2 separate regions of the Homo sapiens genome follow, and region 2 is linked to region 1. A link is a contact called in ENCODE Hi-C or POLR2A ChIA-PET data. All regions are on one chromosome and are shown on one strand. Each heading gives the region's core, a stretch centred on a gene start or an enhancer-like site at or near the end of the contact. The rest is flanking DNA. Distances are from core to core; before and after follow the strand shown.

Region 1 (6,840 bases), core at 1,100-3,599:
ACGGGTGGATCACTGAAAGTCAGGAGTTCGAGACTAGCCTGACCAACATGGTGAAACACCATCTCTACTAAAAATACAAAAATTAGTCAGATGTGGTGGCACACACCTGTAATCCCAGCTACTTGGTAGGCTGAGACAGGAGAATCGCTTGAACCCAGGAGGCAGAGGCTGCAGTGAGCCGAGATTCTGCCATTGCACTCTAGCGTGGGCATCAGAGTGAGACTCTGTCTCAAAAAAAAAATAAAAAAGCCTTCAGGGTCATTCAGGGTGTCTCATGCCTGTAATCTCAGCACTTTGGGAGGCTGAGGTGGGAGGATCACTTGAGGCCAGGAGTTTGAGACCAGCCTGGAAAACATAGTAAGACCACATCTCCACTACTACTACTACTACTACTACTACTACTAATAATAATAATAATAATAAAGTAGAAAAGAATCTTCAGGCAACAATATGGAGGTGAAGTGGATTCAAGTGGGTAGAAACTAGAGGGAGAAAGGCCAGTCAAGAGGTTATTGGAGGTTCTTGGGTTAGTGTATCCCAACCTTTTCCATATCATGAGAAATGTCACAATTTATATAACAAAACATACAAACAAACGAGGCATACATATATACCAGATGAGGCAGCTTGCGGCCAAAGGCAATAGGACTGAGAAGCCGAGAGGCTCAGTATCTCAGCACACAGGCCACCCACTCACAAGTACCTTGAGGAGTTTTGATCTGGCAGGAAGATGATAAGGTCCTGAAATGAAGCAGTGGCAGTAGGGATGGCCGCGATGTGAAAACACCTGAGGCAAGCCTAGTGAGTCTTGGGCCCTCGTGGTAGCCGCCATTTACACTCAAACCTCTGTATCTGTATATCCTTCTGCCATCAGTGGCAGGGCTACAGTGGCAGCAAGACAGCAAGAAGGGGTATCTGACTCCCTGCCCCCCAAGTTCATTTCCTTTCCATACTTTTTTGTCTTTATTTTGTTGTATGCAAGTTTGGCCATTCTGTTGTGACTGAGAAACATTCATTAACTGGAGGTACGAAAGTCCCTTCTACCCCTTCCTAATAATGACTAAAAAGTAATACCTGTCTCTGGCCCCTTTCTCACTGGAAAAAAAAGCCATTGCTCCTCAAGGTACAAACTGTTCCTTTTTCCTCCCAATGGTATTGCATGAACTCCATAGGAGCATCACTAACTTGTTGCCTTAAAGTTGGGGCAGAGTCCAAATGCCTTATTGTGGCATGCATTGTAATTGAATGTACAACAACTATGAAAGAATTCAAGTTAGTATTTGATCCAACACAAGACTGTGTGGTATAGACATAGCACCATATGATTTCTGCAATAGGAAAAGAATTTAAAGGAGTAGACTGGGCATGTTGATTTTTGAATCTCCAGCATAGAGGTTAAAGCAGACACCCTGATGGAGAAGAATTGAGGGCTGTAGACTGAGCCTAGGATATAGCTAGGGCGAGGAGGTTGCACATGAAGAACCAACCAAAGAGAGAGATGAAGATGGTCAGATTACAGAACCGGAACACATCTCACAGAAACAGAAGCCAAGAGAAGAATTTCCAAAGAAGGTGATTGCTGTTAGCAAATGTAATAACTTGAGATGTGTGATGAATGAATACAGTTGTTTCTAGCTGTAAAGAAGTTTCACTTCAGCGAGCGCTGTGGCTCATGCCTGTAAATCCCAGCACTTTGGGAGGCCAAGGAGGATCACTTGTGCCCAGGAGTTCAAGACCAACCTGGGCAACATAGTGAGACCCTGTCTCTATTGAAAAAAAAAAAAGGCAAAAAAGAAGTTTCACTTCTAGATCAGGTGGCTAACTATGGCCCATGAGCCAAATCTGACTCACTGCCTGTTTCTGTAAATAAAGTTCTGTTAGAACACAGTCATGCCTATTTGTTTAGTTTACAGATTATCTGTGGCTATTTCCACACTATGTACAATGGCAGAGTTGTTGTGACAGAGCCCGTATGGCCCACAGTGCCTAAAATATTTACTCACTAGCCCTTTATAGAAAATGTGTGTTGACCCCTGGCCTATATGAACTACAAAATATTCAACTCAGGCTCTGTGTTGGAATCCTGGGAAAAAGAAAACCACTGCAACTTTAGCTAACAGCTGAGCTGGTTTGGAATCAGAATTGAGCCCAAGGTAATGGTGATTCAGCCAAGGAAGGCTAATCTAGTTAGTGATCAAGTTCTGTCAGGTCTTCATAATGTCCCTTCCTTTTCACTGGACCAGCCACCACCCTAGTGGAGGCCCTAACCACCTCTCTCCTAGACTGTTGCAGTAGCCTCCTCATTGGTCAGAGAAGGGCCTCATTTCCTCTGCCTAATTCTCCTATTTCTTAATGCCTGGTCTGGGTGACCCACAGCCCCATGGCTCCCTCTTTAGCCAGTCTTCAGTGATCTTTATCTGGAAACCACTGCCCTATTCCAAGGAGAATGTTCCCAAGGCTGACTTCAGTCTGACTCAAACTTGGTCAAGCCATAGTTAAAATTACAATACAGATACTAGGAGGTTTTCTTGAAATAGTGCTGATTTTCTTGAATAGCATTGCCTGGTCTCTGAAGCAGTTAACCAGTTAACCCCAGGACTAATCTGACTGATTTAGAGTTAGGAACAGAAGTCAACAATGTATGCTAGTATTTCCCAAGGTGGGTTAACAACAACAACAACCTTGTTACCATGAGATTTTCTATAAAAATAGATCTTTGTGGTCTAATAAATTCAGAAAACTTAGAATATTAAAGCCTTTCTTTTGAGGTTTCCCAGTGCACAACTATATATTAAAGGGTCTTATGAATTCTCATAGTAAAACTATCTGCATAGTGTTATTTAACCCAATGTCACAAACATATTTGACTAAGGAGCTCTTTTAATAAGCACCAATTAACAATATCTCAAGGACACAGGGAAATAAAGGAAAGGGGATAGAGCATGACTCTTTTTTTTTTTTTTAGACGAAGTCTCACTCTGTCACCCAGGTTGGAGTGCAATGGCGCCATCTTGGCTCACTGCAACCTCCACCTCCCTGATTCAAGCAGTTCTCCTGCCTCAGCCTCTGGAGTAGCTGGGATTACTGGCGCCTGCCACCACGCCAGGCTAATTTTTGTATTTTTAGTAGAGACGGGGTTTCACCATGTTGGCCAGGCTGGTCTCGAACCCCTGACCTCAGATGATCCTCCTGCCTCGGCCTCCCAAAGTGCTGGGATTACAGGCATGAGCCACCGCGCCGGGCCGAGCATGACGCTCTGAGCAGAGCTGCAGGCCAGAAAGACTTTGGCCCAAAAGGCAGAGTTACAACTTGATTCCACAGAGATTCCTCCATGTCCAGGGAGGTGTTCTGGGTGTTACAGGGGCATGTGAAGATGAGCAAGACATAGCTCTTGCACCCAAGGGACTTAGAATCGAGGGTGTTCTAGGCCATTCTGAAGTCTAATCTAAATTCCCAGCTTTACCCCGCTCTCCCGGCTGGCCTGTGTATCTGCTGAGCCCTGGCAAACACAAATACAGCTACACAGCAGTCACATGAGGTTATATAATTTTAGTCCTTTTCAGCAAAGGTGGTTCATTAAATGTATAATTAAAGGTTGATTTAATTTTGATACCTGGGTAAGAGGTTATTACAAAGAAATTCTCAAATCAGAATAAACTATTTGTCAAGCCATGTGCCTCAATTTTTGGTTCAGACAGTATGGTTCCTTTAACTATGCAAGTCATCTTTTGCTAGCTACCATGCCTCTGAAAATGCATCTGCCTCCCTCCTTCCCATGTCTTCATGTTTCTTCCCTTCTCTTCTGCAGCCTCTGGTGCTGTTGATGGAGTGGCCTGAAGCCACCAACTTTGCCTGCCTGATCGCGGGGTACTGCCGCCTCTTGCTGGATTCCAGGAAGATGGTCTTCTCCAGGCCTGCCAGCCAGCCACTTCCACCTCCAATGATCAAGGCAGGTAGGGCTCAACCTCGGTTGGTTTTTGCTGTGCCAGAGGCCCTTTGGACCCTGAAGACATGGAGGGAAGAGCTTCTCTGCCTTAGTGCTCACCCCGTGCCAACAGTGCCTGATTTGCCAGGAGCCAACACTGTACCACTATATCCTAGCTGGCACAGCCCAGTGGGAAAGACAGCTGGCCTTCACATGTACTTGTTTCACAAAGGATACCTGTGACAACATTGTGATTGAGTCAGCCAATGAATGTATTATTAAAATAGCAAACATGATAAATAGAGCCAATTAAATGGCTGCATTGGATCTAAGGCAAACTTAGCGGTGCAGAGATCTAGAGGAAACTTACAGGTGTTCTGGCTCAGTTGAAGTGAAGATGAAAATGAATATAAAGGTCTGATGAAAAGGAGGTGGCTCAAAGAACAGGTACTTCACATATTAGACCTAAGGCTCATGTAGATGCAGTAAGTGCTCCCCAACCCCAGCACCCAGAAATAATGAGTGAAGCTGAGACTGACATCCAGTAGTTTGCTCTCCTCACATGCTGAATACTCTCAACCCACTTGCCCTTGCTGCTTGACTATTTCTTTCTTCAAGGCTGTGGTTTTCTGAGTAGTCATATCACACTTTGGGAGGCTGAGGCAGGCGGATCACTTGAGGTCAGGAGTCTGAAACCAGCCTGGCTAACAAGGTGAAACCCTGTCTCTACTAAAAAAAAAAAAAAAAAAAAAAAAAAAATACAAAAAATAGGCCAGGCATGGTGGCTCACACCAGTAATTCCAGCACTTTGGGAGGCTGAGGTGGGCAGATCACCTGAGGTCAGGAGTTTGAGACCAGTCTGGCCAACATGGTGAAACCCCATCTCTACCAAAAATACAAAAATTAGCTGGACGTGGTGGTGTGGACCTATAGTCCCAGCTGTTTGGGAGGCTGAGGCAGGAGAATCACTTGAATCTAGAAGGCGGAGGTTGTAGTGAGCTGAGATCACGCCACTGCACTCCAGCCTGGGTGACAGAGTGAGACTGTCTCAAAAAAAAAAAAAAAAAAAAAGCCAAGTGTGGTGGTAGGTCCCTGTAATCCCAGCTACTCGGGAGGCTGAGACAGGAGAATCGCTTGAACCCTGGAGGCAGAGGTTGCAGTGAGCCGAGATCCCGCCTTTTTACTTCAGCCTGGGCGACAGAGCAAAACTCCCTCTCAAAAACAAACAAACAAACAAACAGTAGTCAGATCAGATCTCGATCGAGGTGTTTGAGAGCAGACACATACTCCTGATGGATGGCCCAGACCTAGAAGGCTGTGGACACCCCCCACCCACACACATCTTCTCACCTCTTGTCTCTTCATCACGATCATCATGACATGCCTGAGTTTACATCTCATGACATTGTCCATAGGAACTAAATGGCAATGCACCAAACACAGATTTGGGAAAGGATAGGTGGCCCCAAGGCATATGAAGGAGATTCCACATAGAAAAGCAAAGGAGCTGACTTAGGATAGTAAGAAACCAGGGGGCTGAGTTGCTTCAAGTCTCCAGGTGAACAGCTCTGAAGGGGCGGCCATACTAGCAAACCTACAGATGGCCGAATGATGAAAAAGCCAGCATTAGCATTATCACTGTCACTTCTGCTCTTCCTCTCTCTAATCACATCCAAGTAAACTATACCTCCTACTGAACAGGCTAGAGAGGGAGAAAATGAAAAGGGAAGATAAAGTGAAGAACCTGGAGCCCAGCCAAAGACCAAATGTGACAGTGAAGATTATTTGGAGGGAATCCACTTTCAGAAGGCACTGGAGGTGGCTCTGTAGTCCCACCCTACCTAACAAACAGTTTTTTGTCATCCCATCAGCACCCTAGCCAATGCTGGCCCCAAGTATTCCCCTTGCTCTGGGGATAGTGGCACCAAGCACAAGAGGGATATGTGCTTCAGTGCAGCCTCACTGAACACATTCCAACATGCCATGTTGCTTTTCCAAAGGCAAATCTGTTTTCTTGCATTCTCTATGGGCTAGGTGTGGCTTTAAAACACCCCACCCCCCACCACCTTCCTGACTTCTGAGATCCGCCTTCGGCCTGCAGAATGATGGGGGCTCATGTTGCCTCTAGCACAGGGCCTCTGTGTCCATGCGGGAGCCAGATGGACCACTGTGATGTCTCTGTTTTTGTGGTACTTCTCCCTCTTGGGGTAGAAATAATCAGCTTAGGGGCAGAGACCTACAGAAAGTTCTGCTCTTCCTTCGCCATCTCTTCTGGCCAGAAACATGAGAACTTGAACTAGGCATCATCTCCCTAGGTACATGGTTTAAATCTTGGGCCCTGTTACTTAGCTTTTTGAACTGTTAGGTGCTCTTGGTGGGTGGAGTGGGGCAGAGTGAGCCTCACAGCTCTACCTGGGTTCACTGAGCTGCCACTGCCCCAGCAAAGTTCTAGGACTTGGTGTGCACATTTTGTCTCATGGCCGCTAAGAAGGGAAGGGCACAACTGAGGAGACCTCAGCTCAGGTTACAGTGAAGGGATTATCCGTTCCTGATATTGTAGACTTTTAGGACCAAGGTCCGAAGTTGAGATCAGTTTCCTACACCAGCCCTTACTTTCATCCCAGAACAGAAGCCCCAATGCCAACTGTTGTTCCTTAACAAAGGCCAATAGGGAATAGGCATCCTCCCAACCTTATCTGGGCTTTTCCCCCAGGGTCCAAAGCCACAGCCTGGTTAGGTCCTGGTCTCTCAGAAAAGGGAGGAAGAGGTCTGGCCAGCTCTATTCTTGTCCCACAGCAGCTACTGGCTGTCAGCAAGTCCAACTCAGGGCTCAGCCTATTGGGCCTAAAGGATGAAGTTAAACCAGCAACTGGGAAAGTGAAAACATCACCTTCCTTCAAGTCTCAGAAAAAAAA
Region 2 (6,840 bases), core at 1,237-3,736, 54 kb after region 1:
TTTTGGAGACAGGGTCTCTCTCTGTCACCCAGGCTGGAGGGCAGTGGCGCGATCTCGGCTTACTGCAATCTCTGCCTCCCAGGCTCAAGTGATCCTCTCATTTCAGCCTCCCCAGAAGCTGGGACTACAGGTGCTTGCCACCATGCCCAGCTAATTTTTGTATTTTTTGTAGAGATAAGGTTTTGCCATGTTGCCCAGGCTGGTCTGCAAATCCTGAGCTCGAGTGATCCGCCCGCCTCGGCCTCCCAAAGTACTGGGATTACAGACATGAGCCATCGTGCCCACCTGAGTCCCCCAATCACTGTTTTGTTTTGTTTTGTTTAGACAGAATCTCACTCTGTCGCCCAGGCTGGAGTGCAGTGGTGCGATCTCCGCTCACTGCTGCAACCTCTGCCTCCCAAGTTCAAGTGATTCTCTTGCCTCAGTGGGACTACAGGTGCCCACCACCACGCCTGGCTAATTTTTGTATTTTTTGTAGAGACGAGGTTTCGCCACGTTGCCCAGGCTGGTCTTGAACTCCTGAGCTCAAGTGATCCGCCCACCTCGGCCACCCTGAGTGCTGGGATTACAGGCGTGAGCTACCGTGCCTGGCCGGCCTCCAATCACTCTTATCTCATTGACCTCACTTTCCTCCTTTTCTCTTATAGATACATTCCACCTCCACCACACAACACTCGTCCCGCATTGGTATTCCTCAAACAAGCGAGATACATCTGCCTTAGGGTATTTGCCCTTTCTGTTCTCTTTGCTTATCGAGATATCAACATGGCTCATTTTTTTGTTTTTTTTTTCCTCCTTCAGGTCTTTGCCCAAATGTTACCTTCCAAGACAGGTCTTCTCTGACCACCCTACTTAAAATTGTACTCCTCTCCTCTACACTCTGGCACATTATCCCACTTTCCTTGCCTGATTTTTTTTTCCACAACACTTATTGCCATTTGACATACTATGCATTTTGCTTATTTACATGTTTATTGTTTGAGAATGTAAACTCCATGACAGCAGGGTATTTTTAATTGTTTACTAATGTATTCTTGTGCCAATACACAGGGCCTAGCACATAAAGAATGTTCACTAAATATTTATTGAATGAACGAATCCCTTGGGGCAAATACTTTGTAGTCCCCTCAACGCCTTGCACACTGCCTTGCATGCAATAGAACACTCAGTAAATATTTGATGAATGGCCTATGATGGAAGACTACTAATATTCTGCCTTGCAGTTTACTTCCTTCTCCAAGTATTCCTATATACATGGGCCTACATTAAATTTCTGAGCTTGTAAAAGTGCAAAAAAGGTCAGAAGGAGAAGTCCTCCATGGACACTGCTGAAAATAGCAGTAAGACAAAGACAGGATGCTGCTTTGAGTATTTTCTGCCTTTGCCACTTAGATAAATCCCTCTCCCACCTCCATCTCAGTTTTATCATATGTAAAACGACTATATGATCTCTGAGGTCCCTTCTATTTTTACATTTGGTAGTTATGAGCACTATGGTCACTTTTGATTCCAGAATTGTATGATTTTTATCTTCTCCTAACCCATGCTTAAAATATGCTTAATGGAAACATGGTGCAAGAATAAAGGCTCACTTAGGTCCAATTAACAAGTATCGCTATAAAAATAATAAAACATGGTGTAAAAGGCCACATTAGCAACATGTAGCTGATGACATTGAGGCTTACATGAGGCAGACAGGACTAAAACCCAGGTTTTTTCAAATCCCTTCAGGGCTCTTTATCTGAAGTCCCATAGAACACTATACTTTCTTTCCTTTCCGAGGGCTATAAAAGTTAGATCTTTATTGTCCAGATAGTTTGGAAAATCCATCTTCCTTCACTTGTTTCAACATACTTGGTTCCAGCACTAGAAACAAAACAACTTTCTCTTGCAGTGTCTCTTGGATGATTCAGGTGGCATGCCTTCAGTCACTTCCCCCATGTAAACTGTCTTGCAGGCAAAGGCGACACTGCAATTACAATGGGCAAGCAAACTCCTTGCATGCACGTCTGTGATGTAAAAGTGTTTTAATTCAGCCCCATCCTTATAAAGAGATAAAAAATGTGTTCAGAAACATGCAAACTCGTGGCTGTCATCCTGATAAACAGATTTTCTTAAAGGAAACTGTAAACCAGAGCCAGACTTACTTTCCTGCGCTGAGGGAGGGGAAATAAAAAAGCAGGCATGGTTGATTTCCCGCTAGCGGGAACGATCTGGCCTCAGACGTCACCAGCATCCCTCCACCCCCAGTCCAACGTCTCCTGTCCCCAACAGCCTAGCTACAGGGGGCCGGGCTATGGGTTAGTCTCGCCCCCGTTCATGCTCTTCACCCAATACCTGAGAGAATCGGAAGGAGGCAGAGCTACACCGAGGACCAAACCCCGCCCTTCGCTCCCTCTTAGCTAATCGTTGCCAGCGGGGTGTGGACTTCGCCGCTGACCCCACCTCCGCCGCTTTGGGTAATTTAGAGCCGCGCGCCGGGCGGGAATGTAAGATGGCGGAGTAGCAACGCAAAGCGCTTGGTATTGAGTCTGTGGCCGACTTCGGTTCCGGTCTCTGCAGCAGCCGTGATCGCTTAGTGGAGTGCTTAGGGTAGTTGGCCAGGATGCCGAATATCAAAATCTTCAGCGGCAGCTCCCACCAGGACTTATCTCAGAAAATTGCTGACCGCCTGGGCCTGGAGCTAGGCAAGGTGGTGACTAAGAAATTCAGCAACCAGGAGACCTGGTAAGGACCAAGTTGGGACCCTGACTAGACCTCACCTGCCCAGGCGGCAGAGTATAGGAGGGATGGGGTCGCCGCTTGAGCTCAAACAGACTGGGGGTTGGGGGGAGAGGGTGCAGCTCTGTGACTAGCCTACCCCACGGGCTGTTTCCGTTATTTTACCTCTCGCGGGAGGGTCACGTTCATTCTTACCGTGCGGTGGGGTGGAGTCAAAAGATGGAGTGTGAGGCGAAGCTTCTGCGTTTGAGGGCAAGGGCTGGGGGACCCAATAGATAGTGGCTGCATAGAGCGACGAGAGGGGACCGACGCTTAGCCAGGGCGGTAGGGACACGTGGCTTGGCTTTGCTGTTGAGCCACCCAGGCTGGACTGGGTTGCTTCAGCTCTTAGACTAGCTTGCATTTAGAGAGCCTACCTGCGTACTGAGCTCTCCTGGTCTTTCTTTTCCTAGAGTCCAATAAGCAGCTTTTTGATTCGAAATGGTGTTGGTCCGTTCGGCTTGGTGTTGAGGGAAACTGACATTATATACTGCAGGCGCCAAAATTATTACGACTTCCCTTAGATCAGCAAGCGTTGGCTTTTCTCATCTTATGAATCATCTACCTGAGTAATTGGAGCCATAAATCTAGTTGATTTGTTAAAGTGATGCGTTGACTCTGCATCCTTGATAGCCAGCATCTCAGCTTGAGCCATCCAAAAAATCTTGGAAATCTCAATTCTGGAATGTTTGACCTTCCCCAGTGCAGCTAGTGGTACAGATAATGCAAAAGCGTATTTTTCAGTAACCGAGTCCATCCTGGACTTGGCTCCTTCTTTAAGCTCTGTGTAGGGAATTTAGGAAACAATTTTATACCTGAATGTTAAAGATAATTGAGGACAGGCAATGTAGTGGAAGACTAGGATTGGACAGTGCATTGCAACTTGCGTTTTTTCCATTGCCTTGCCAGTAAAACTTGCTTCCTCGACTCCGACTTACACCCTCTACCGGCACCATGGGACTGTTTTAGAGATGACTTGGTTACCTGATTATTTCAGTGCCCCTTCCACCTAAGTGTGGGATCTTTAGTTTCTGATAGGTGTAATTTGTATTTTATTGTTACCCTATCGATTAAATCAGAGCCCTGCCCACAATCTTACAGATTTGTTAAGGGGAAAGTTTTCACCTAATAATCAGATAAGAATATTTCGAATATTTTTTCCTAAATGTTTTTGCTTACTTTTTTGCTTTCTTTGGACTGATTTCCAAGTTTAACTCGCCTTATCTCTTTTAGACCCAGCTGATAAAGTAATGTCACCGATAATGGACAGCTTCTTCCCGAATTATTGTGCTACTGATTGTGATGCAAATGATAGTGTAAACATTGCCATCTGTAACCAGGCAATACCTTAGTTAAAAGAGGCTTACAAACTGCTGTCTTTAGATTTTTCCAAACCATTATGGCTCATGGGCCTTAATAAAGAATACAAAACAGGACTAGACTTTGTGATTGGCAATATAGTTAGGGGACAAGAATGTTTTTCATTTAGAGGTTTTCTTTGGCCCCTGTGGATATTTAATCCTTTTCCTATGCGTCTAGGAAAAATGTGAAGGCATGAAAGCTTTATTTTCTCCTTGTGTTAATCCTTCTGCCCTCTGCATAATGCAGCACCCCAGAACCTGAGGCTATATTGGGAGAGGAGAGGGGGAGGACAACTTAGTTTTCTACTGATTGATTTCTATTAAGTCCAACATGGATAATTGCTGACTGGTTAGATTTTCTTGTTTCTGGCTTAATCATTAGCTTCTTGTTTCCTAGATATTCTGAAATCTTCATTGAACATAATCACATTTTTTTTTATGGAGTTCCCCCTATCTTTGTTTTTCCTATACTGAAGAAATGGTAACTGCTCCCTATAACTGCTCCCCCAGGTGACTCTTGGTTGATGCTCTCTTGAGCAGAGTAGCTTTTCTTCTAACATAAGGATCATCCTTGGCTGTCTGGTTATTTAGGAAACACACACACACACACACACACACACACACACACACGGAGGGGGTGGGTGTTAAAAGTGCTGAAATCAGAGAACTTGGATCTGAATCCTTAACCTTTCTTTGCCCCAATAATCTAATCTGTAAAGTAGTACCTACCCATACTGTTGTTATGAGGATTAAATGAGATAGAAGTAAAGTTCTTAGGATCTTGTCCAAAACATAATAAGTACAACAGTAAATGTTGACAAGAAGGGGTGGTGATAATATTGCAGAAAATGTGGAAAATTTAGAACACGGAAGGGAGAAGATATGCCTCTTAATTCTGCCACCTGACATAAATGTCACATTATCATTTCTGACCTCCCAGATATTTGTGTAAGATACACTTTTTCAAGAATGTTTAATACATTTATAGCTCTCTTCACTTAGCAATATATTTTGAACAGTTTCTCCCTTTAATATTTAGTATATATGATTTTCTTTTTTTATTATTAAAGATTTTAATTTATTTTTTAGAGATGAGGTCTCACTATGTTGCCCAGGCTGGAGTCCAATAGCTACTCACAGGCACAATCATAGCACACTGCATCCTCAAACTCGCGGGCTCAAGTGATCTGCCTGCCTCTGCCTCTCAAGTAGTTGAGAATACAGGCATGCACCACTGAGGTGGGCTAGTTCATGTAATTTTAAATAGCTATATAGTCTTACCTTATGGTTATGCCATAATTTTATATAACCAAATTCTTATTGGACATTTCCAGTTTTTGATCTAATGCTTTTATATGAAAATCCATGAACATAAATCTTTGACCATTTCTGATTATTTCCTTAGAATAAATCCCTAGGAAGGTAATTATTAAGTTAAAGGGTAGATACCATTTTTCAGGCTTTTGATACCTGTTGCCAAATTATTCCCCAGAAAAGTTGAACAAATCTGTCTCATCAGCAGTAATACAATATTAATAATATTTATTTATGTATTTATTTTTTGAGACGGAGTTTCACTCTTACTGCCCAGGAGTGCAGTGGTGCGATCTCAGCTCACTGCAACCTCCGCCACCCAGGTTCAAGCAGTTCTCCTGCCTCAGCCTCCCGAGTAGCTGGGATTACAGGCACGTGCCACCACGCCCAGCTAATATTTTGTATTTTTAGTAGAGACAGGGTTTCACCATGTTGGCCAGGCTGGTTTCAAACTCCTGACCTCAGGTGATCCCCCACACCTTGGCCTCCCAAAGTGCTGGGATTATAGGTGTGAGCTACCGTGCCCGGCTATAATATTTAATGTATAGTGAATGCCTAAGATGTGCTAGTTTCCATGCTAAGCATTTAGTATACATTGTGTTTAATCCCCTCAAAACTGCTATGAGGAATAACTCTTACTATCCCTATTTTACAGAGAAGAGAACTACAGTAAGATGCAGAGTAACTTGCCCAGCTCTGGGTATTATTGTTCCTTTAAATTTTTGCTGACAAGATCTCTCACCTGGCTTTAAAAACTTAGATATTCTAAAATTTTGACTCTATTCTCTTCAATATTTGTAAATAACTTTGGTTTATTTGGTTATTCTGTACTAGCTGAGAGGAGGAAGACTTGAACTTTGGTTGCCTAGGGTTTTCCTGAGAACTGTATCTTCTGGTTGTGGTTAGTTAATCCCATGTATTTTGCACATGCCAATATCTCCATAATCTAAATTCTTCAGATTTTCTTAAGACTACTATCCACCTTTTAGATTCACTTTTGGTGTTTCCTGACATTCCATTTCAATTGGATACACTTATGCCTGACCTTAAAGGAAAGGGAAAAGAGAAGCTAGTTTTTTCACTCATTGGATAGACATAGCCAGTCTTCTGGCCTCACCAAAACAGCTGAGAGAATGATTGGCCCAAAGCCATTTGGAGAACACTCCATTAACTAGAGGGAGAGAACAAGGAGTATTACTCTCTAAATTGCTGAATTAGGTTTTTCCACTTAATAGATTATGTTAGGAGCAAACAGGTTTTAGGCACAAATATTCTTCTCGATCACTGCCATAACTTAGAAGAAGCCATAAGAATAAGGTTAAGATTTTTAGAGGACTTGTTGAACCAAGCTGTATAATCAGAGTGCAATTCACGGACTTTTTAAGACTTTGTCAAACAAAGTCTG

What was found. Hi-C counts contacts between places; a loop is a spot of excess contacts on that map. ChIA-PET counts read pairs that join two places held with the same protein, here RNA polymerase II (POLR2A). Pooled maps may share reads with other maps.
Region 2: a loop to region 1 is called in a map of IMR-90, with 4 times the contacts of the local background. The contact joins the promoter of PRPS1 here to the enhancer-like site in region 1. A Hi-C loop is called at or near these places in 6 of 168 maps with a recorded cell type or tissue (IMR-90, K562, PC-3 and 3 more), 3 of 37 single-sample maps with no recorded cell type and 11 of 50 pooled maps. POLR2A ChIA-PET finds 5 or more read pairs at or near these places in 15 of 52 experiments (A549, AG04449, AG04450 and 10 more).

What each region holds. Positions count from the first base shown.
Region 1 is chrX:107,572,507-107,579,346 of GRCh38, forward strand. It overlaps FRMPD3 (FERM and PDZ domain containing 3), which reads left to right. Exons shown (of 15, transcript NM_001388459.1): 13 at 3,809-3,953. Among named protein-coding and RNA genes, the nearest start is that of FRMPD3-AS1, 30 kb to the left of the region's middle. Within about 2 kb of position 2,350, at least 4 of the 41 ENCODE cell types and tissues checked have a DNase peak (open chromatin) inside an H3K27ac peak, as active enhancers do; they include IMR-90, PC-3, PC-9 and 1 more, where a contact is called at or near this core.
Region 2 is chrX:107,626,024-107,632,863 of GRCh38, forward strand. It overlaps PRPS1 (phosphoribosyl pyrophosphate synthetase 1), which reads left to right and starts at 2,487. Exons shown (of 7, transcript NM_002764.4): 1 at 2,487-2,727. The coding sequence starts at 2,606. RefSeq lists a silencer at 2,325-2,374.